Regions from separate parts of the Homo sapiens genome. Here region 1 is linked to region 2. A link is an interaction called in ENCODE POLR2A ChIA-PET data of the cell type or tissue named here. Cell type or tissue: CD4-positive, alpha-beta T cell. All regions are shown on one strand. Each heading gives the region's core, and the rest is flanking DNA. Links, peaks and the distances in the headings are about the cores only. Region 1 has its middle 45 kb from the start of LINC02694. Region 2 overlaps RASGRP1 (RAS guanyl releasing protein 1).

Region 1 (9,164 bases), core at 447-8,446, 97 kb after region 2:
ATTTGTGCCAACCCTGGGCCGGAGAAGCTGAGACCTTCCCACCCCCTTGGCTATTTCCTTGGCTGACCAGCAATGTAGAGCAGTGAGTGCTCTGTCAACCCAGGGCTCTGAGTGGGCATGATGGAGATGAAGAACAGATTGCCAGCCAACCCATGCTGCATGTTCAGTGTGAGTGTGAAATAATCCTTCTTGGTTTTAAGTCACTATGATGTGGGACTGTCTGTTACCACAACATTAGCAAGTCCATCCCGACTGATACGTATCCCCAGCATCTGGTATGATGCTGGCACCTATAGGTGCTTAATAAATGTTTGCTGAAAAAACTAAACTAGTCTGGGAGAATATTAAATAAAATAGTGTTTGTGAAAGTGTCAGGCATCTAGGGAGCACTCAGTAAATATTAATTGGATCCAAGGAAGGCATCTATATTATGTTTCTTTTTCTTTTTAGAGACAGGATCTTGCTCTGTTCCCCAGGCTGGAGTGCAGTGGCACTGATTAATCATAGCTCACTGTAATCACTAACTCCCAGGCTCAAGTGATCCTCCCACCTCAGCCTCCTGAGTAGCTAGGACTACAGGTGTGCACCACTGTTATGCCTAGGTAATTTTAAAATATTTTTGTAGAGACGGGGGTCTCACTATGTTTCCCAGGCTGGTCTTGAAATCCGGGCTTTAAGTGATGCTCTTGCTTTGGCCTCCCAAAGTTCTGGAATTACAGGTATGAGCCAACCTGCTCAGTCTTAGGTTTCTTTCTAAATGCATACTTCAATTGTGTGTGGGAACGCCTGTCTGGTGGAATGAAAATTAAATTACTAAATTAGATATCATTATCAAGAACAAGAGGAATATCATTTATAGCCAAAGATAAAAAGTGATTACAAAACACATTTCTCAAGCAGAATATTTAATATCTCAAATTAAACAAGCATCCAATAAAAAAGAGTCAGCATTTAAAATTCTGTGGTAGATCTCTTATACTCCAGGTAGGTTGTGTAATTTCTTTCAGAATTACTCATTTAGCTCTTCACTGCCCTCTCCAGGTTCCACAGGTTTTCCTGAGATGGGGAAAGACTCATTTGTTACCAGCAGTGGGGAGTTGCAAGGAGGAGGGATAATGGGTGCTAAAGCATAGGAAATATTTATTTTGAATAGTTTCCTTGGCTTCTGTAATTGTTGCTACTGCCTGCAATGGGCATGACAGCTGAAATAGGGCTTCTTAATAGCTAAACTCCAAGCAAACCTACTTAGTAAGTAAGCAGCCACTAATGTTTATTGAGTATGTAACAATGTCCTAAGAATTTATGAAGGGTGCAAAACATAAATAAAGTTCCTCCCGACAAGGAACTTGTAAAGTACCTGGATGAACTTTGCGTAAGAGGCAACTTGCAAATGTACAAGGGATGATCACTGGTCTGTGTTGGGCAAAGCCCAGGTTGCGTGTGTCGGCCTGTGTGAACACGTATTTCCTTTCTGTATAGAGAATGAATTGCCTCTTGTGTAACTGTGCTAAATGAAGTGCTTGTGTATGTTATCTGCTTTTCTCCTCTAGGAAGAAGAGCTGCCAGGTCCTGGGAGAACAAGAACAGTGCTTTCTCCAAATTTTAACAGGAGTACACGGTGGGAGTGAGAGCTAGTTTTCCTGTAGTAGAAGCTGAAGACAGAGTAAAAATAATTAACTCATGGGAAAAATAAATAAACAAACAATTGGACTCAGCCAGAGGAAAAAGATAGTTAAAACCAAAACATGTAACGCAACCTAGAACAGTCTGTGTAATCTAGCCTCTGCTGTCAACTTAATCTACCATCACGTGCCCCATTATTCACGGGGCTCCACCTTGTATTCCAGTTGTTCCTCTCTGGAACATTTTATGTCTTTTCTCTCTGAGGGACTCAGCTCTTGGTATTTGCCTTGCTCAGAAATCTCTTCCATAGATCTTCACAATGGCCGGCTTGTCTTAGGTCTTAGTTCAAATATCACCCGCTCAGAGAGACCTTGCCTGACTTCCACTATATACATGGAGGGTTTCCAGAACAAATGAAGGTATTGAACAAATGAGCTCCATAAAAATGGAAACAGGGTGCTCTGCTTGGTTTTTCAGAAAAATGGAAATAGCGGCCTCACACATAGAGTTGACATTCCTGAGATTATCCAGTAGATCTGGACTCTGGAGCTCTGAGTCTAAATGTACTGCTATCCAGACAGAGTCTGCAGAGGGACCTCTTGTCATTAACTACTGTGCACCTACAATTTGTTATCAATGAAATGTGTGTAGCTTTTATTTCATGGCCTTGGGAAGCATCCTTAAATCTTTTATCCTTTAGTTTCTTCATCTGAGGTTAACAATATATGTATTTTGAAAGGCTATAGAAACTGGGAAGAAACATTTGCAACTTATAGCACAAAGAGTTAATAACCATAATATGTAAAGAGCTTCAAAAAATATAGAAGAAAAAAGCCAACACATCTATGAAAAATGGGTTGGAAATATGAGCAGAGAGTTCACAGAAAAAGAAAGGAAAATGGATCCTGCATATATGAAAAGACTCTCAACCATACTTTCAGTGAATACACTTTCAAACTTCATTGAGATACAATATTCTCTCCTGTCAGGCTGACAAAAATCTAAAAGATTGACAGCATATTTTGTTGGTGAGGCTGTGGTGAAATAGATGCTTCCATACATTGCTAGTGGGAATGTAAAATGGCATAAGCCTCATGAATGGGAATTTGATATATCTAGTAAAATTACATATGCATTTTCCCTTTGATCCAGTAATCCAACTTCTAGGAATCTATCCAAAAATATGTTGTAAAACTACACAAATACTTTTATATGTGACTATACATTGCAGCATTGTTTATAATAGCAAAAGCTTGGAAATTGGTTGAATAAGGCAATGGAAGGTCCACTCAGTGGAATACTATGCAGCTATAAACAACAAGAAGACGACCTCTGTATTAGTCTGCTTTCATGCTGCTGATAAAGACAGATTTGAGACTGGGCAATTTATAAAAGAGGTATATAATGGACTTACAGTTCCACATGGCTGGGGAAGCCTCACAATCATGGTGGAAGGTGAAAGGCACATCTCACATGGCATCAGACAAGAGAAGAGAGCTTGTTCAGGGAAACTCCCCTTTTTAAAACCATCAGATCTTGTGAGACTCATTCGCTGTCACGAGAATAGCATGGGAAACACCCGTCCCCGTAATTCAATCACCTCCCACGACATGTGGAAATTATGGAAGTTTCAATTCCAGATGAGATTTGGGTGGGGACACAGCCAAACCATATCAACCTCTATACATTGCCATGAAGCGATGACCCCAATAACATGTTCAGTGAGGAGAATTCTTGGCCCTTGTGTATTTTTTTTTTCTTTAAGTAATCTGCATTGAACAAGTCTTAAATTTACAGTTAGAAAAATCAATAGTATATTTTGTTTTATTTTGAATTACCCAGAAGCTCATGAACTTTCTGACCAAAATCCTTTCCCAGAAAGTTTGTCAGTTGAGAACCTGTGAAGTCCAATTCATTTATATGTTAAGATTTGTGCTATGGGATGTTGACAGCCTGGTGAAATTGACCCAGCCTGGCATGATCCTGGAGTCTATTTGAAAGGTGCAGGTTCAGAAAGCAGAGTGCTTCACAGGCTGCCACATTCCTCTGAAGATAATCTGCAGGTTGTACCTGCTGCCACTAGGCTGTTAGGCTGCCTAGGGGATGGTTGCTGGCTGGATTAACCAGATTTGCCATTGGCAGGTGGGAGATTTGCACCCCCAGAATTAGGCTTGCTACTCCATTAAGCTTTTGACCACCTAATTTAAACCATATTATTATTTTCTAAATAGGCAACACATTTACATTTTAAAATGCAAAGAGTACAAAAAGATAGGCCATGAAATGTCTTTCTGACCTGGTTCCCCAGGCATGAAGTTTCCCTCCCAAAGGCAACTAATCTGATAGGAGAATGAGGAAAGGAAGAGGAAGAAAGTCAATAAGGCCAATATTGGGAAGGTTACACTTGAGGAGACCTGGGGCTCAAACCTTCTAGGGCACTGGGAGCCAGTGTAAAATTTATCCTGTCTTGTGGATTTTAGATAATCTGTGTGTATAGGGGAGATATTTTATACAGCAGCAGCAGGCTATCCACATTGTGCCATACCTCGCTTTTGTGTGACTTAATATCTCTTGGTAATTGTTCCATGTCAGTGCCCAAAAAGCTTCCTCATTCTTTTTTTTGCAACTGTTCAGTTATCTATTTATGGTTACATCATATTATATTTAACCCATTCTTTACTGGTGTCTGCTCCCATTTGTTGTTCCATTTTGAGCACCAGATTTTAAAACTCATTCCTATAGGACACACAAAGGATTTTATTTCCTAGGAAGAGCTCCATGGCTCCCTGACTTGCTCAACTGTTTTAAACCCCCACCCCACATGGAATAAGCACACTTCACCATTCTCTCACAACAACAATTAAGTCAACTTATCTTTGAATAAGTAGCTGGGGGTGGCGGGGACACACCCCTGAAGTGTGGGTTTAGGTTTGTTTGATTGGGGCGTGTGCTGGGGTGGGTGGAGCAGGATGAAGAATTCTTCATTAGTGTTTCTCATGTTTGAAGTCAGATCTTCTTTCCTAGCTGGGGCCAGAGTCTTCAAGCTTCTAACAGGAGTTTCTAGAGCCACTGAATCTTTCAGAGAACAGGTACAAAAGCTCTCAGCTGGTGTACGAGCAGAGGAAGCGCCTTTACAAGGGGCTGCTTGGAAATGGGGGCAAACTGCTAAATAAGCGTGCAAAAGCAGAAAAGGGCCCAGGGTATTTTTAAACCTCTTACAAATAGGAGCAAGCCCAAATTTAACACGGGCTGGCTTTTTAATGTGGCTTTCTTTTTCACCCACCTTCCCTTCAAAGAGATGCTTTTTTCTTCTTTCTGCTGAAATACAAGGGCTTAGGGAGCAACTACTCGGTTCCAACAAACAGGGCAAGTTAACACTTGTGAGAGCAACACCCAAGCAGCAAAGGAAGCCGTGTTAAAATAAAACCACACCCCCTTCCCCTCCAGGTGACAAAGATAACCAAACCCAGTCTGGCGTCTATGCTCCAGCAACATGCAGGCTGAAGTGAAGGGCAACTGGGCAGGAAAGAGAAGGCGGAACTCGAGGTCATCCATACTGCCCAATTCCCTTGCTCCCCTCTCTTCCTGCCTCTCCAATTCTCATCTTCACCCAGAGCTGGTCTGATGCAGAAAAGTGAGGGGAACTCACTGTACCCATTTCTCTTTCTAAAATATCTCCTCAGGCACCTTAAACCTTTGTTCTTTCTTCCTCCAAAACAGTTCTCAGGAATTTGATACTATAGGATCATCTATTCTAGAGGTAATTAATAAGCTTTAATGAACTGTTCCTTCTAGAAATATTCTTACCCTTAAGCCAAATGATTGTAAAGGTCACAGGGCATTTCAGGCATCAGCTATTTCATGAATGGGAAGTAGTGTGGGTAGAACCCTAGCATGCTCTGGACCTTAAAATCATATCCTATGATTGGTTACCTCACATATGCAAAACCACCGCAGTCTACACCTCTAAACACACTTAAAACACTCTTTCACTGGTAAATAACCTGCATTCCTATATTCCTTTGCAGAACAGCTTGAGTGAAACCTGTGTTTATATGCAATGGTCGAGGCCAGCGGTGTAGAACATACACGCTCACTGCATTCTGGGACAGCTCTGGTCTCCAAGCCCGGAGGTTTAAGCAGTGTGTGGCCAGGCCATTGAGCTGAGAGCATAAGCTTGGTGATACCTATCAACATAAAAATATTCATCCATTACTTTCACTTATTTATTTTATTCACAATTGTATTTGGCTTGAAGCTTGGTGCTGTCTATTTGGGTTTGAATCTCTATCCAGATTCAGAGCCTGATCTGTGTCAGCCTCTATTCTGGAAGCCCCCAGTTTGGGAAAGAGACCATGCAAGGTACACTCAGGTCCTGCCCTGCTGATTAGTTCATGCAAGAGAAGCCTCCCTGACTTCAATCCCTGGGACTAATTCACTTCAAGAGTTGGAATGAGAAGGCACTCAAACCATAAATATATGCAAAGCAGCAGCAAGCAGATTAGAAGAACCTAGCAGATTAAAAGTAAGTAAGCCTGCAGAACCTCTCGTGCAGCCTCCTCTGCCCTTGTCTGGAAGCCACCTTTCTGCAGCCTGGCTTTCCGTAGCTGTCAAAACCCCAAACTTAAAGCTATTGGCTCAGTGATTAGACTCTGGGTTTTGGGGTCAGGAAGTTAGCTTGGGGAGGTGGGGGGTAGTTTTTCTGCGGCTGTCGGAGCAACCGTAGAAGAATTGTTTGATCTTTGCAGGATTTGAAAATATCTTGCTGTACCATCAGTGGCCTTTGGTAGGCTCTAGGCCACGGTTGGGGGATGTTTTACTTGCCTTTTAAGAATATGACACTGGGTCAGCTACTTAACATTCAGAGGGGCAGCACCAAAGGCCAGATAAATATCTGATGCAAAGAAGGGTAATGAAAGGAGTCTAGGCCTTCATCACGCTAGCTCCTCCCCGGGCCTGGAAGATCCTGAGAGCTTCTTCTAGTGTTCAGGCTTTGAATCATCGAAGATCTTTTAAACTCTGATTGTGAAGAGCTCCAGGGGAAATCAATGAACAGACCCTACGGCGATGTCACTGAATCCCATGATTGTCCGGTAGAAATATTTTACGACCAGCCATTCTAACAGGGGAGACTGTGGCCAGGAGAAACATCTTCCCAGAGATCACCCAAGAAAAGCAATAGATTAAGCCAAGTGCATCCTTTTCCTAAAACCCAGTGGTGAGCTGATAGGCGCTCTTCCCAATGCATCATCCTTCTTATGGCCCCTACAATAAATACAGAGATCTTTAGTAATTTCCTTGTTAAATGAAAACATAATGGAGATGTCTCAGAGTAATGGGTCAGCATGTAAATGCAAATGATGTCCAACCAGGACACTTTGGTGGTTTAAAAAGACAGAGACACAGGGAAGCAAGAAACTAGGATACAACAATTCAAGAAGGAAGTTGGAGAAGGCCTGTCAGCAGGACCGAGAAAGCTGGCTTCAGAGAGAACAGTGGCACAGTAGGATTCCCTAGGGGAGAGCTCGTCAGGACTTAGGGAAACAGGGGAAACACTTCTTTCAACCTTTAATGAATTAGGGATTTCTAGGGCTAGAAAGGGAAAACTCAGCCTGGGCGCAGTGGTTCACACCTGTAATCCCAGCACTTTGGGAGGCCGAGGCAGGTGGATAACTTGAGGTCAGGAGTTCAAGACCAGCCTGGCCAACATGGTGAAAGCCTGTCTCTATTAAAAATACAAAAATTAGCTGGGCATGGCAGTGTGCGCCTGTAATCCCAGCTACTTGAGAGGCTGAGGCAGGAGAATCACTTGAACTCGGGAGGTGGAGGTTGCAATGAGCTGAGATCACGCCACTGCACTCCAGCCTGGGTGATAGAGGGAGACTCCATCTCCAGAAGAAAAAAAGAAAAAAGAGAAAACTCACTCCTCTAGAAACTAAAGGGAGTTGACAACATAGTTTTACATAGGACTGGAAAATAGAAAAGCAGGACTTGAATGAAGATTTACAACCCTGAGGACTAGGTTCTAGACCGGTATCATTCAATAGAAATATTAAGGCCAGGTGTGGTGGCTCATGCCTGTAATCTCAGCACTTTGGGAGGCTGAAGCGGGTGGATCACCTAAGGTCAGGAGTTCAAGACCAGCCTGGCCAACATGGTGAAGCCCTGTCTCTACTAAAAATACAAAAATTAGCCGGGCATGGTGGCGCATGCATGTAGTCCCAGCTACGCAGGAGGCTGAGGCAGGAGAATCGCTTGAACCCGAGAGGTGGAGGTTGCAGTGAGCCGAGATTATGCCATTGCACTGCAGCCTGGGCAACAAGAGCAAAACTCCATCTCAAAAAAAATTAAAACATTAAAAAATTAAAATTTAGAAATATTAATAGAATGGCAGGCACACATATGCAAGTTTACATTTTCTAGTAGCCACATTAAAAGGAGTAAGAAGAAACAGGTACAATTAATTTTATGAATATATTTCATTTAGCTCAATATAGCCAAAATATTACCATTTCAACATGTAATCAAGAATTATTAATAAAATCTTTTACATTGACTTTAACCTTAAACTAATTAAAATTAGGTAGAATTAAACATTTGGTTCCTCGGTTGTACTAGCTACATTTCAAGTACTTCATAGCACAGGTGGCTGGTGGCTACCATGTTGAACAGCACAGGTCTAGTACAAGGCCCTCAAATTACAGAATCTCAAATGATGGAACACTTCAAATTTGGATTTGGGTAACTGAGTTCTGAGAATATTTGTATTTTAACTGAACTTGAGAGTCTATTTTCTCTTGAAAGATTTAGTTGTGTGCACTTGAACAACCACGTGTGTGGGGCTGTGCTGTCCAAGGTGGAGGGGCTGTATCTTTCAGATTATAAGAATGTAGGAAAGGGTTAGAGCCCATAGTAGTCATCTTCATCAGTTGGATAGACTAAGTTTTGCCTCAGTTACAAACAACCTCCAAATGTTTGTAATTTTACCTTCAAAAAAGTTTATTTTTCTCTCAAGGTATATGTCCACCCTGTGCTGGAGAAAGAGGGACTTGGGGAGATGGGTAGACTCTCTGCTCTTTGTCCTCACTCCATGACCCAATCTATCAGAGCAGTCACTAGCTGATCTTTGTTGATCGCCAAGGGCAGAGGAGAAGAGTGCCCTCAGATGGTCCTACAATTCAATACTAGCCCCAGAGGTGATACCAGTCACTTCTCCTCATTGGCTACAACTAGTCTCATGGCCACATCCAATCCTAGAGTGACCAGGATGTGCAATCCTGCAATGTGCCCAAAAGGCAGGCAGAGAGATGGAAAACTTGGTGAACAGGACTACTGAGTATATCCCCACCTTTTTTACTTTGGTTGGCTGTTGTGAAGTTAACTTAAATTATATCCAGGGACCAGAATGGAGTGCCACATTGAGCTTCACTGAAGAATGCAGTCCACATCTGTTTTGCTCAGGAAATGCTGCCTAGGAATTGTACTTTTCTGGTGAAGGGAAGGTCCAGAAAGATAAAATTTCAGGTAGATGAGGTTCAAAC
Region 2 (9,164 bases), core at 759-8,758:
TGGCAGTAATTCACAGTCTGGACTGAACTCCCCAGGACTGGAGGTAAATGGTGAACCCACCAAGGTAGGTTTGGATGAAGTAAATATGGAATCCAATTGTGGTGCTCATGAACTGGGAAGGAGGAAGGGCAGAGAGTGTGAAAAATCCCCTATGCATTTGGCATTTAATAAGTGAATCCAAAATTAACCAGTGATTAATTGCTCATCAGATTTAAGGATGTTCCATAGTCTATAACTACATTCCAGCAAGATAGACTCATAGATGATTAACAGGGACATTTCTTGGCTTCCTGAATATTGTGGGTTCCCCCTTAAAATGAGGCTGTTCACAAGATTACAAAACCAAGTCCTATACCATGATTCAGATAGATCAGTGAAGAGGAGACAGACATAGCTCCATTTGCTCCTCCAACTAGAAATCCTCACTTTCTGGCAAAGATATACCTTTGATAAGTTCTTGGATGGCTTCATCCCAAACTGCCTTACTTTTCTGGTGACTGCATTCTTTGTTACAAAACCGGCAATCCCTGCTTCCCTCTTCCCCTCTGCTTCCCTCTTCCCCCTCTAGTCTCTACTCCCTTTGTCCATTTCAATGAATCACTGGTGTCCTTCTAAGTACATCTCCATCCTAGGAAGCATCTTCTGCTTGAAGGCTCTAGTGAGAACCTCAGCAATCTCTCCAGGGCCCTTGACTACTCTTTGGGGAAAAAAAAACAAGTAGTTAACATGGCTTCCTTCACACCACTGCCCACCATCTCTTCTGTGCTGCTGAAGAATCACAGATGTACCAAATCTTTGTGCTTCTGCTACGTATCTCACCCAGTTGCTAACTTAATATTCCCTTAGAAGGTTAATAGGCTGGGCACAGTGGCTCATGCCTGTAATCCCAGCACTTTGAGAGGACGAGGCAGGTGGATCTCTTGAGCTCAGGAGTTCAAGGCCAGCCTGGGCAACATGGTGAAACCCCATCTCTACTAAAAATAGAAAAATTAGCTGGCTCTGGTGGTGCACACCCAGCTACTCGGGTGGCTGAGGCACGAGAATCACTTGAACCCAGGAGGTGGAGGTTGCAGTGAGCCCAGATCATGCCACCATACTCCAGCCTGGGTGAGACTCTGTCGCCAAAAAAAAAAAAAAAAAGAAAAGAAAAGAAAAAAAAGTTAATACAGACAAAAGATCTTTTCTTGTTTCTGAAAGTAAAGTTTCTCTTCAGCAAACCCCATCTCACTTTCACTGTAATACAAAATAAAAAAAAGTTCACATCAAGAATTTTTAATGGAAGTTTTGTGTTTCCTTCATTTATTACAACTGTAATCAGCCATAGTTACTGCAATTAGCATGTAGCATTGAAAAGAACTGAGTACTCTTCTTTTCTTGTAATGTCTTTAATTCCTCATTACCATCATTTCAGTTGCCAAGCAACCTTCACTTTTATGTCCTATATTTGAAGGGACTAAGCAGAATTATTTTTAAAAAATCAATTTTAAAATAGAAGAGCAACCTTGTGTGCTAGCATACCTCTTTATAAATAATAATATTGATTTCAAGATCAAAATTGTTTAAGATATAAATTATGGGAAGCAAAAAGTTATAGTGAGTTTATCACCAAAAAGTTACTGTGATTATAATACATGTAAATATCCATAGAAGAGAATCAAGAAAGGCACACCCATGAAAGTTGATAGTGCTTATCTTGCTCTTGATGGTAAAATGAGTGACGGTAATTTTTTTCTTTTTGCCAGTCTGTATTTTCTACGTTCTCTATGGTGAACATGAATAATTTTAAAAGTTATTAACATTTATAAAGTAAGTATAAATGCTGAGGGACAGTTAGATCTTTGCAAATACAAGAACTTATAAAATAGTGGGAACTAAATGAGACTACATATGTAAAATATTAACATAAACACTGTGTTATTCATAGTAAATGCTCAAAAGTTAGCTATTACTAAAATAATATTTTAAAAGTCTATGCTAGTGGTTGATCTTATGTATATCTTACCACAAAGTCTATGTAAGAACAAGAAACAGTCTAAATTAATAATTTTTAAAGACTGAGTTAAAAATTTGTTGGGTTTCTAAGACTCCATCCTAAGAATATTGACTCTTCAAATATATCCAAAAGCACATTCTTAAAATATGCAAATTCCTGAAGGACTTTCTTCAAGTTTAATATCGTGATGGAGATACCCCATTACACCTTCTTCCAGACACTTTAAGTCTCAGAAATCATTTTAATGGTATCACAGCGAGAAACGGAGGCTCTGAGTTACAAAGCGACCAGTCCAAGCGCTGTGGTTTTAAGGAAATGACAATCTCAGAAACAAAACTGAAGGCTTCTTTTTTGCCAGCAATAACTTATTGACAAGCTTGTATTGATCATCCACGACAATGTATGATATGGAATTATACACTGGGTTAAGTAAAACTGATTAAAATGACAATGGACTATTAATTAAATCTTTGGAATAGGGATTTTTTTAAGGTTTAGAATTTTAAAAAGCTAAATAGAAATGGGCAAATTTAAACACAAAAATCCGAAGTTTCTATACATGACAATATCAAAACCAACATAAAAATGAAAATGAGAACAGGAAAAAAAATGCCTATAGTAAATGATATTCAAAGAGTTAACAGCTTTTTATATAAAAAGCTTTTGCACGCCTCTAATAATAAAAGCATTGAGCAGCAAGTGATAAATAGGCAAAGGATATGAACAGACCGTTCATAAAACTGGAAATACAGTAGGCAAACAAACTTATGAAAACATACTCAACAAAAGCTTGGTTATAGACACCAGTAGTGCCTGTTACCATGCAGTGGGTAATGAAGGCAAATGATTAAGCAGATGGAATCAGAAATCAAAATAGAGATAGCATATAATACATGAAGAACAAAAGTTCACAAAATTGAGGGTTGGTCAGAAACGAGGCTGGTTAATCTTAAGAGATATTTTAGAGGTGAATTAAAACAATACAAACACGAAATAACTTTGACTTCAGAATGAGAATCTCTCATGCTGTTTTCATGTTCCATTGTCACTTCTTTAAGAAAACTTCTCAACCACACTGATACATGATTTCCTTATCTCTAAGGTCCATTGTTCCTTTCCTTTGAAGAACACACAGAGAGGTTGTTTTATAAGATACATAGATGAAAGCAAAATAATAGCAGAATTATTACTTTCTCTTAATTAAGAGATAAAAAATAGAAGTCTCAGCTTTTAGGGTCCCTTCCCACCTCAACATTTTGTTATGTAAGCACCCTCTGTATCTGGGAAACAGTGGTGTGCTGGTAAATGTTTAACAATGGGCTCTCCAGGGGAGGGATTGAAAAGGAAGCCCTGATTAGTGATGTTTGTTGATTTCCACGGTGTAAATACTCCCAACAGACTACTAACAAGCTACTAACATGACTTCACTGAACACGGAGCTGGGAAAAGATGCATGCTAGCATACCATTATATAGCGTTTGTACCAGGTAGACATAACAGACATAACCTCAAAAGCAAAGATAATAGTAAAATGTAGTCATGAATTAGGAAGTGGTGAGTTTTGAGTATTTCTTATCTTTGTTTTTAATATAATTTAATTGTAAGCATATATAACTTAATTTTCAATCATGGCTGTGTTTAATAACTAGCTTGCAAAATTCCTGAAAATTTAACAATCTGCTCTTGTGAGCTGGTATGAGCCAGCCCAGCACACCACTGCTAGGAGATAATGAAATAATTTTTGTTTCACAGTTGCATCTATGAAGAAAGAAATTAAGACATAAATCCACATCGTTCTATGTGTCTTCAATATATGGCAAATTATTTTTGCCCTCTGGTCTTGTGGCTCTTACACAGACCTCTGACTACATAGTTGGTGGGACTCAGTGCAATTAAAAATGATGGTCCCTTATTCAAAAATTATTAAAAATTTCAAGACTGTGACAGCATTAAACCAAGCATGGGAACCTGTGGGCCTTCAGAGGTGGCATGCCCAGGAAGCTGGCTCTGCTTACATTCTCACTCTTTCCCCGTTCTTTTCCTTCCAGCCACTCTAGGGCAAGCCCAACTAGGTTGTAGCCAAAGCTCACTGTAACTCCAGAACAAGACACAGCAGCTATAATTGTTCCGGGCAGGAGTGGACAAGTTCTAACATCAGCAGGTGGGCTGCGGCTGGGGCCCGAACTGTAGATGACCTTCTCCAGGGGTCTCAGGGTCCAACACAGCTGTTTCTGTCAATTACTGAAAAGACTGTTTTTGCTTTCACACAGTTTCCCAATGTGTTTTCATCACAGATTTCATAAACTTCAGTTCAACATATTGCCTTACATAATCTGTTGCCAAAGTAGTACTTTTGGGTAAGTACTCAGGAGAAGCACTCCCCAGTTCCTCCCCAGCTAAGCCACTACTGTAGTCCTCTGACCCATGGGGACGGGCATAAGTTACGGAGTAGACCCTCCCAGCACCATAGGAAACTGGAGTGTTGAATAAAGGTGGAAATGTACACTAGGAATATGGCCTTTGAATGCAAGAATCAAACTGTAGTTGTAACAGACATCCACATTCTATTTACACAGCCAACAGACAGGCGTGCTGTACATTTTATAGGGGGCTTACTGCAGTTGAGAAGAGATAGGAATGCAGAAAAATCTGATAAAAGTGCTCCCAGGGTTTCAGACCTGCTCTTAGGCAGGGATCTCATTAGATCTGGCTGGATTGTTTTAGAGATCTCCAAGAGGCTGGCTTCACCATGTGCTTTTCTAGTTCACATAGCTGAAAAACCTATATGCTCTATTGCTTCCCTGGAGATTTGTGCCCTTCAGGTTTTCCTAGGATGTCTGAGAAAAATGATCTGGGATGTTCAGGAAGCAAGTGTGCTATACGACAGTATTTCTCAACATCCATTCATGGGTCACCTCCATCCAAACCAGTGACTGCTGGCTGAATGGCAATCTCTGGGGTTGACTGTGAGGAATTTGAATGTTCAACACACTCCCTGATTATTCCTCACGCCAAAGTTGGAGAATCTCTGGAGTAGCAGAAAGAACGCGAACCTCGGGGGAAGACTGACCAGAGTTCACATCTCAGCAGCTCTCTCACTAATGAGCTGAACCACTTTCCACAGGTCATTTAACTTCCCTGAGCTACAATTCTCTATTAGTTAAAGGAGCAAAATAACAACCACCTCATAGGGTTGTTGGGAGGATTAATTGGGTCAAGTTAGGTAAAGGCTCAGGATCCTACAGAGTCCACAATAAGTGTTAAACTACTGTCTGTCTCCAGCTCTCTCAGAAGTAAAACTCATCTCTCTGGATGGCTTTACTGAATTGAACTGCTCAGAATTCCTGAGACACTGTCTAACTTACGCATAAGCATTGCCTCTGTTCTCTACAGCGGGGCCTGCAACAAACACTGCCAAGCAGGAGAGCACAGATATGAATGAAGGGGATTTCCCATCTCCTCCTTTCTCAGGCCTGGCAGTCACTGAAACCCATGCTCATGAGAAGGCAGACCAGCGTGGAGAACTGGTGATGCCTGCTCATCAAAGATGCAGCAAAGGCCTCCTTGGAATAAATAGTGTCCAGTCTTATAATAATGCTAATTCATTCTAGAGGGCTAAGAGCGGCCTGGGAGCTGCTCTGATGACTAGAAGCCTCAGGATGCAAGTGCCCCCGAGGACCATCCTTTACACGTGAAATCTTGTAGCCACGACTACTAGCGACTGGGAGGTTCCACTGAGGAGGCTTCTGGGAAAGCTGTGTTCTTCACACAGGGCCTGCCATCAACAGTGGCTAAGGCTTCGGCCCCTTCCTGACACTACAACTGACTTTGTTCCTTGGTGTTGCCTGTTATTAGGTCTGCATCCCCAATGATGTCATGGCCCTTGGCTTCTGGTCTTATGCTCCTGTTGCCCTCTGGGCACCTTGCTTTGGTGCACAGACCAAGTTGCAGAGTGGTAAGAAATACCTAATCTTTCCTTTGTTACGGAGAGGGCTATGGCCCTGAGTGTGTGTTTGCCTTTTGCGGCTCCCATTTTGAAAAGAGACGGAATGTTTTACTTTCAATAAGCTGAGGCCTATAAAATGCTTTTAATATCCAACTGCTCCATGGTGGAGAAAACATACTTATTAGTTTTGGGGTATTTCTAGTTTGGAAGGTCTTTGGATAGCATTAGTACAATTCACACAAGAATTCACTGATTCACACTTTGCTCAATAGAGAATATCAGGCAGACACCTGGTATATAGATTGGGTGCAATCAATATTTCTTACATTGAATGGAGTTTCATTTCTAACTGGGGAGACACCAGGATTGCAGAAGAGTGGGCACCAGGTGCAGCCCTGTCCTATGTGGCATGCAGGTCTCCCCTGAGTGTAGGAAGGCCTGTCTTAGGAGAGAGATCCAGGCTTGCCCCAACCCAGGTTGCAAGTGGCTGCTAGGGGTAGGGGAAGGAGAACAGGAGCAGCATATCCTCTCTTGAGACTGGGGGCACAAGGCAAATTCTTTCAGTTCTCAAAGGTTTATTTTCCTGTTTGTTCAATGGAGAGAGTAATATCTGACCTGCCTATTTCAGAGCTGTTCTCAGTATAAAAGAAAATCAATAAAAATGGAACTCTAAGAAAAAATAAGTCAGTCCATAAATAGAAGATATTAGGAAGCATTTCCCTTCACACTAATAGGTAAGATGAAACATGGAGTTTCTTCCCACGTCTCACTGGGAGTAGGAGGTCTGCTTGCTGGGGTGGAGTTGTGTATGTGTGTTGGGGGGGCCCGTTCTGAGGCAGGTGTGCAGTTTTCTTTCCGATGCTGTCAGAAGTTGTCTTGCATTGAGAGGGAGATAAGGAAAGAGCTTTGTGAATTCAGACATTTGAAGCCTTCCATTTGGCCCCAAATGCTGGCAGCCCTCTTGTAAAGGGAAAAAAAATAAAAGCCCAGATGATCTCATAGGTCTTTTCTACCTCTGAAACAGATGGTGTGATTCACATATATTTGACATAAGTGTAACCAGGTTGTGATGATTTGCCTTATTATGCTCAGCTGAAGAGAGGATTAACTAGCAATAATATGCTGAGAATGTAAAGCATGATCTCTGGTTAGAACAGAAGGCGGGAGTGGGTTGTTTCATGGTTAAAGCAATGAACTATGACTCAAGGCCGTAAGTTTCTAGTCACAGATCTGTAACCTTGTATGTGACACTGAGAGGCTTGCTAGAGGCCTTTGAAAGTGCTCTTAATTTATATGTACTAGCCACTGCCCTTAAAAGCAATATAAGTCCTTCTTCTGAGAACAGTGTGGGTGGTAATTAATGGTTAATAATGCTAAAGAGATAGCCATCAGTGAGACTTCTGAATGCCCACGATGCTTTAAGCAATACTCAGACTCTTATCTAGAAATGCTAGCAAAATGCAAATCCCACAGTTTGTAGAAAATCTATTCTTTTTTCCTTTGCGACAAACATCTACCCTCTCCAGCATTGTCCAACTGACTTTTTTGCAACAATGGAAGTGCTCTCTCCTCTGTCCAACAGTAGGTGCCATTTGTGGCTATTGCACACTTCGCCTATGGTTGGTGAGGCTTAGAAATGAAATCTTACATTTAACTTTAATTGAAATGTATACGAAAATAGCCACATGTGGCCAGTGCATTGGACAGCACAGCTGTAGCCAATTCAAACCTCCTGAAAGCAAGAAGGTGAGGTTGAGAGGCAGTAGAAACTAAATTAACAATTATTCAGTCTTTCTCTTTAAAACAGTTTCTTTCCCTCTTTTATTCAAGTTGCTGGGTGGAGTAGCTGAAATTACGGTCTGAGGCAAAAGAGTCCCAATAATAATAATGATAATAATTTCCCCTCCACACTTCTGTACAGTTTTTCGTGGGTTTAAAATGAGAAGACATCTAAACTCATTAACAAAAAGCTAGCTAGACTGCTTTAATCTAAAGCACCACTTTTCTCTACAAACCTGAGAAACTAACCAGTAAGGTAAACTTCAGGAGAAGCATTAGCCTCACTCTGTTCTACTGTCAGATGACCTCTTAAAGAGACCTACGGAAGCACAGGCATATATTTTGCTATGGGCTTTTCTCCCTCATAAAGTCTGCTGCTGATTCCTGGCTCCATTTCCTCTGTAGCCCAATTTCCATGTCCCAGCCCCATAGATGGGTCAACTGATAACCAAAGAGCAAGAAGAGAGACAGACAAAAGGTGCTGGCTTCTGTTCCTTCCAGACACAGAGCGTCTTTTCTTTTTTGCCTCTTTCATGTACTGTGATGAGAAACTCTGCAGTACATAATACACAAAACCCTGAGATCTTACCTTACTGACTTCCCGCAGCATTCCCTTGGCCCGTGAGGGACTTGAACAAATGGTGGCTGTTCTCCTTGACCTATGTCCTCACCCATGAGGTGCACTTACTCAAACTCTACATGGTATAAAAACTTACTCTTCCTGCATGCCTTCGGTATTTATCACCCTGTCCTTTGTATATATATGTGTGTGTGTGTGTGTGTGTGTGTGTGTATATATATATATATATTTCCTGAACAGTATGTTTCTCAGGTGTTGTAAGCTCTAATGGAAGGGAGAGTTTGGTCGCTGTAATTCTTCTTGAGCACTGCCTAGCACAGTGTCAGATACAATTAAGGGCTTAACCAATGCTGCTTGATAATGGATAAAAGACTATTAGACTCAACGGGACTTTTACAGCTTTGGGATTTTAAGCCATTGTTTTCAGTTCAACATATTCCAGAACACAATATATTGTCGTTGCCTTTGGAAGGTCTGTTAAGGGGATTGAATTAGGCTTGGTTATTTGGCGGGAAGGACTTCAGAATCAGTCATGTATTTTTCAGGTTGATAACATGATTCTTTGAAGATTAGAAAAACAGTCTTGAACTCGGCCGGCAGTTGCACAACAGGTATGGAAGGAAGGAAGGTGGTGTGATAAACATGTTTCTCGTCCCTCTTTTTTCAATAGTGAAACAGAAAGAAGAAAAATCCTTATTCAGGAAATAGTCATGGTGGCCTGCTAAAGCCGAGTAAATCTGACTGCTGAAATGGTGTAAGGAACTTTGCAGTTTATTCAGGTTGGGAAGGAAGTGAGAGTGGAGTACATGATGAACAATGGCCCCACGTCAGCCGCGCCTCCCCGGTCTCCACCATCCTCTAGTTTA

What was found. Peaks named below come from ENCODE experiments on the same cell type or tissue, not always from the same donor. Only the 100,000 strongest peaks of a DNase experiment are listed, where the experiment ranks them.
Region 1: POLR2A ChIA-PET joins it to region 2 with 25 read pairs; 12 of 35 experiments call an interaction of 5 or more read pairs at or near these places.

What each region holds. Positions count from the first base shown.
Region 1 is chr15:38,646,863-38,656,026 of GRCh38, forward strand. No RefSeq gene overlaps it. Among named protein-coding and RNA genes, the nearest start is that of LINC02694, 45 kb to the right of the region's middle. In CD4-positive, alpha-beta T cell, for the core only: a CTCF peak has its summit at 6,498; DNase peaks (open chromatin) are centred at 3,679, 4,579, 4,989 and 6,279; H3K4me3 peaks cover 2,890 bases; H3K27ac peaks cover 4,654 bases.
Region 2 is chr15:38,549,120-38,558,283 of GRCh38, forward strand. The region is part of intron 2 of RASGRP1 (RAS guanyl releasing protein 1); the gene reads right to left. Among named protein-coding and RNA genes, the nearest start is that of RASGRP1, 11 kb to the right of the region's middle. RefSeq lists enhancers at 5,426-5,505, 8,951-9,010. In CD4-positive, alpha-beta T cell, for the core only: no CTCF peak of the experiment used is centred there; a DNase peak (open chromatin) is centred at 5,442; H3K4me3 peaks cover 1,954 bases; H3K27ac peaks cover 5,053 bases.